Regions from separate parts of the Homo sapiens genome. Here region 2 is linked to region 1. Evidence: chromatin loops called from intact Hi-C (ENCODE). Cell type or tissue: mammary epithelial cell. All regions are shown on one strand. Each heading gives the region's core, and the rest is flanking DNA. Links, peaks and the distances in the headings are about the cores only. Region 1 has its middle 42 kb from the start of CDYL-AS1. Region 2 has its middle 180 kb from the start of LINC02533.

Region 1 (2,816 bases), core at 6-2,505:
GAGCAGCTACACTCTCCCCATCTGGAATGTGGAGTGGAAGGATGTGCTGTGGGCCAAGTGAATGCAGCAGACAGTGACTCAGGCCATCTGGCTGGTGACCCGCCCAAGGTGGCTGGCTGTCTGGTGGGGAGCCCCCTGCATCATGTGCCCCAGGCTGTGATGGGGAGAGCTGGCAGGAGCCTAGGAGTGGGACTCTGAGATGACCCAGTATGCATCAGACAACAGTGCCCTGGAGAGACCCTCAAAGGTCTCTTGAGCCCACACAAGGGGACCCTCCCAGAGAGAGAGTTTGACTGTCAGGACAGCTGCATGACTTACATAAAGGCACCTTTCCCCTAGTCCTTTCCCCTCCCTTCCCGACAACGCCAGAGGGGAAACAGCAGAGAGAGGGCTGGGCGTGGTGGCTCATGCCTGTAATCCCAGCACTTTGGGAGGCTGAGACGGATGGATCACCTGAGGCCAGGAATTCGAGACCAGCCTGGCCAACATGGTGAAACCCCATCTCTACTAAAAAATACAAAAATTAGCCATCACCTGTAATCCTAGCTACTTGGGTGGCTGAGGCAGGAGAATAGCTTGAACCCAGGAAGCAGAGGTTGCAGTGACACGAGATTGTGCCATTGCACTCCAACCTGGGTAACAGAGTGAGACTCTGTCTCAAGAAAAAAAAAAAAAAAGAAGAAGAAAAGAAAAGAAAAAGAAAAAGAAACTGCAGAGAGAGAGGAGAAGAGGAGTAAAATGCAGAAAGAGCAAACAGCCCACCTTCCAGAACAGGGACTGCAAGCCTGGCCTTAGGTGGACGGGAAAAGCCTTTAAACGAATATAAAATTAATCTTTGCCTTCACTTACTGAAATTTTCATACCTGAGATGGAGTCTTAATGACCAGAATGAAGTTTCTCTTAAAACTGAGTGACTAAAAGGCTGTCTGTTCAGCACAAGGAGTAAGGAAGGGGACAAAAGTTTGGAGATTTGGAGCCAGAGGTTGAAAAAAGTATTTCATGGTGTACACCAAACAATTTAGACTAGTCTTGTGTAATATTTATCCATTTGATCTCTGTCTTTTTAAAAACACATAACCACTCACTTTTTTCTTTTTTTTTTTTTTACTTTATCTGAGTCACATACATTTTTACGGTTTCATTTTTTTAAAAACATGTAACTTTTTAATCCAACTGGAATTGATTTTGCCATGCTGTGGCGGAACAGGGACATGGCTTTTACCCTGAGGTTAGGATTGCAATGTGTCCAGGAAAGCCCTGGATTGTCACTGCATGCCTACCTGGGGGGTTTCAGTGAAGAGTCACTGACATTCCTCTTGAAACTTGCAGGGCTCTGCTTGATCATCATCAGGCAGGCTACTGCTCAGGCCCTGGGGAAGGAGAGGAAAGCACAGCAGCTGAGTCACCGGGAGGGAGACACTCATGTGTATAGGGAATCTGTACCCAGAGCTGCGAGGGAACGTGCTTCCTGGCTCTGGGCCACACAGGCTGAACGGCAGTGGGAGGCTGACTGCCTTAGGTGGCTGAAGCAGAATGCTGAGGAATAGGATGGATTTGCTGACGTTTCTTGGAGGATCCGAAGTAGCTTTCACTGTTCCGCTCTCTCCCACTCTGCAGCGCCGCAGGGACTCCTCACCACCTCTGTTGTCCCTGTTCAGCCAAATACTCCATCTAATCCTCCTATCTCTGCCTGTCTTCCAGGCCGCTATCTTTTCTTTCATTTTCCTTTTCAAACTTGAATCTGTTTTCCTCCCTTTCATTTGCTTATCTATTGCTTTCTCCTTGTTTTTTCTTATTACCTTTTTTCCCCTCAAAATTGAAGGGATACTGAGAATTCCCCCCCAATCCCCCCCTCTTTTTTTTTAAAAAACAGGATCTCTCTCTGTTGCCCAGGCTGCAGTGCAGTGGTGCAACCAGAGCTCATTTGCTGCCTCAACCTCCCAGGCTCCAGCAAGCCTCCCACCTCAGCCTCCTGAGTAGCTATGACTGCAGGCATTCACCACTATGCCCAGTGAATTTTTTATTTTTTAATGTTTTTGTAGAGATGGGGTCTTGCTATGTTGCTCAGGCTGGTCTTGAATTTCTTGCCTCAAGTGATCCTCCAGCCTCTGCCTCCCAATGTGCTGGGATTACAGGCATAAGCCGCAGTGCCCAGACATTTCTTCCCATTAAATTAAATTAATTAATTAATTTAGAGACAGGGTCTGGCTCTGTTGCCCAGGCTGGGGTGCGGTGGCACAATCAGAGCTCACTACATTTGCAATCTCTGGGGCTCAAGCAATCCTCCCGCCTCAGCCTCCTGAGTAGCTGGAACTACAAGCATGCACCATCATGCTTAGCTAATTTTTGTACTTTTTGTAGAGACAGGATCTTGCTATGTTGCCCAGGCCAGTCCCAAACTCCTTGGCTCAAGTGATCCTCCTGTCTCAGCCTCCCAGAGTGCTGGGATTACAGGGATGGACCACCATGCCCAGTCATTTTTTCCTATTTTAAATCAACTCTACATATTACTTTTAAATTATCACATATTTAAAATTTGTATTTCACACATACAAGAGAATATATTATAAAATAAAATGACCTCATGTAATTGACACCGAAAAGAAATAAAACATTACCATCTTCCCCCTCCTTCCACAGATTACTAGTCCCTTGAATTTTCTTGCATATTAATTTTTGCAGGAGGCAATGATTTCTTTTTTTTTTTTGAGACAGAGTCTTTCTCTGTCACTCAGGCTGGAGTGCAGTGGTGCGATGTTGGCTCACTGCAACCTGCATCTCGGCTCACTGCAACCTCTGCCTCTGGGGTTCAAGTG
Region 2 (2,816 bases), core at 316-2,815, 420 kb after region 1:
ACCCATAGGCATTGTAAAAGCTGTAAAAATGTAAAAACAGCAAAAACAAGTAAATAAATGCCAACCATATCCCAACAGCCATACATAATTATTATAAACATTTCGATGTATTTTTCGTCTTTCTTCTAAAAATACTTTTTTGTATAATTGGGAGTAATATTGTATTGTACATAACATTTTTGTATCCTAAGATTTTTTTCACTTAGTATTATAATTATGATCTTTCCTACCATCATTATTTTTCAAAAACATGATTGTAATAGCTATTTTTCCTTCTTTATAAGTGCTCCTTCAGTAGATATATTGTGACGAGTATAAAATATGTTTCTTATGTTCTCAAGATATAGCATTAGTTTTATGTTTAAATGCAATCATAGGAACTGGGCCTTTCTATTGCCTTCTTGTCTCTTTTGTGTAGATCTTTCAGTAGAAGCTCTCTTAAATGACCTTCGCTTAGCTGACTCTCCAGATTAACTGACTGACCTTCTGTTTACTCTATTTTTTCATGACCATGCTGAATCCCTATAGCCCAGTAGTCTACTGTGATACACTGATATACTTTTGCTCTTCCTGTTTTATTTGTATGCTTACCAAGAGTTGATTGGGTTTGTTCCCAACCTGTTTCTGCCACCTGTACATATTATAATGACTACACAATTTAATTATATACTTCAGCAATCCATAAAATCTCAGGATTAAAAGAGTGTAATTTCCATGAACATAAAGTAGAATCCTTCAGAAACAGTCTATAAAGAAAAGTCACTTATTTTTACTGAAAAATAATTGTTTATAAAAATCAATCATTTCTATATACTAGGAATTATAATTTGAAACTGAATGTTAAAAAAACAGCATTTATGATTGTTCACAGGATCTATATGCTGAAAACTATGAAACACAGATGAAAGAAATCAAAGAAATCAAAGATCTAGATAAAAGCAGAGATACACAATGTTCATTGATTGGAAAACTCAACATAGTAAGAATGAAAATTTTCCCCAAACACATTTATAAATTTACTGCAGTTCCAATAAAAAGTTCAGCCATATATGTACACATGCTGATTCTAAATTTCAGGTGAAAAGGAAAAGGAATTAGGATAGCTAAAACAATTTTTGAACAAAAAGAATAAAGTTGGATTAATAACACTACTAAAGTAATCAAGATAGTATAATAGGACTTTTGATTTCAAAATGGCAGAGTAAAAGCAAGCTGGTTTCACTCTCCCCACAAAAACCAAAAACAAATACACAGTACTGAGATTATTGCCAGCAATATCCCAGAACTCAAATATCAGAATGAGACAGTTCCCAGGGCAACAGAGCTGTGAAATCACTCGGGGCAGATAGTAAAAGGACTACCGTATCCATGACACCCTTCCCTCCAAGTCTGCCTGGCACAGCACCAAGCATGAGAAAAATTTCTCCCTGACTCACAGTTTCTACACTGGAAAAAGTGAGACTGAGGTGCACAACCAGCTTCTTTACCAACTTGGGCTCCCTACTACAACAGTCCCTGTCTCAACCCATGGGAAGCATCAGGAGTGCCTGAAAGGAGAAATAACCCTGATTACAGCCAGTGACAAAGGTGGGGGTATTACCATTCCCAGACCCTGAAGCTTTACTATGTAACTAGGCCAAAGGAAATGCCAAATTAGTGTGGCTGTGCAGCAGCACTACACTGTGGAAGGTTTGTTCCACAGGTCCCCTGGGCATAAACTCTTAGCCAGCCTTCCCACACTGCCAGGATGTCCCCTTTGAGATCTCTCCCATTTGGAATGGGCAGCACTCTGGTTGTTTACTACAACTGAGGCAACCCTGGGCTTAAGGCACCATCTAGTGCCAAAAAAGAGGCAACAACATCATTGGGGAAAAAAAAAGATAATCTACAATTAAATTACAAAGCATTTCTAGGAAAACTTATCCAATAAAACCCAAAACAATCCAGGCAGAGAAGACTGAAATAAATAATCCTTCAATGCAAAGATGTAAATGTACATCTACAAAAAACAACAGCAAATGGGGAACCATGACCTCCCCAAATGAACAAAACAATAAACCAGTAACTGACCCTAATGAAACTGCAATATGTATGCTCTCAGATCAAAAACTGAAAATAGCAGTTTTAAGAATACTCAGAAATCTCTAAGATAACACAGAAAAGCAATTGAGAAATTTATCAGAGAAATGTAACAAAAAGATTGAAATAATTAAAAAATCAAACAGAAATCATGGAACTGAGAAATACATTTGCTGAATTAAAAAATGCAACAGAGGCTCTCAACAGCAGAATGGTGATATCAAGCAGAGGAAAGAATCAGTTAAGTTGAAGATAGGCTTTTTGAAAATGCACAGAAAAGAAAAAAATGAAAAGAAACAAAGATCACCTAAAAGATATAAAAAATTACCTTAAAAAACAAAATCTAAGAATTACTGGTGATCAAAACAGAGTTGAGTAAGAATAAGGGATAGAAGGTTTATTCAAAGGCATAATAACAGAAAACTTTTAACACTTGAGGAAAAATAAATAACCAGGTACAGAAAGGTCAGAAAACACCAAGCAGATTCAACTCAAATGAGACTACCCCTGGAATAAAATGTTCTACCCCTAATCAAATGTTCAAGAATAAAAAATAAGTAGAGAATCTTAAAAGCAGCAAGAGAAAAGAAGCAAATAACATATAAAGGAGCTCCAATTGATCAGCCAACAGACCTTTCAATGGAAATCATACAGGCCAGGAGGGGGTAGAATGACATTTTCAAACTTCTGAAAGAAAAAAAAGACTGTCATCCAAGAATACTATATCCAACAGAGCT

Evidence for each region. A loop is a pair of places that touch in the nucleus more often than their neighbours do. Peaks named below come from ENCODE experiments on the same cell type or tissue, not always from the same donor. Only the 100,000 strongest peaks of a DNase experiment are listed, where the experiment ranks them.
Region 2: a loop joins it to region 1, with 8 times the contacts of the local background. A loop is called at or near these places in 3 of 110 quality-filtered maps.

What each region holds. Positions count from the first base shown.
Region 1 is chr6:4,731,713-4,734,528 of GRCh38, reverse strand. It overlaps a transcript of CDYL not described here. Among named protein-coding and RNA genes, the nearest start is that of CDYL-AS1, 42 kb to the left of the region's middle. RefSeq lists enhancers at 733-1,622, 1,623-2,513. In mammary epithelial cell, for the core only: no CTCF peak of the experiment used is centred there; DNase peaks (open chromatin) are centred at 68 and 1,388; H3K4me3 peaks cover 258 bases; H3K27ac peaks cover 1,028 bases.
Region 2 is chr6:4,312,140-4,314,955 of GRCh38, reverse strand. No RefSeq gene overlaps it. Among named protein-coding and RNA genes, the nearest start is that of LINC02533, 180 kb to the left of the region's middle. In mammary epithelial cell, for the core only: a CTCF peak has its summit at 1,847 (motif pointing left); DNase peaks (open chromatin) are centred at 1,395 and 1,765; H3K4me3 peaks cover 147 bases; H3K27ac peaks cover 1,824 bases.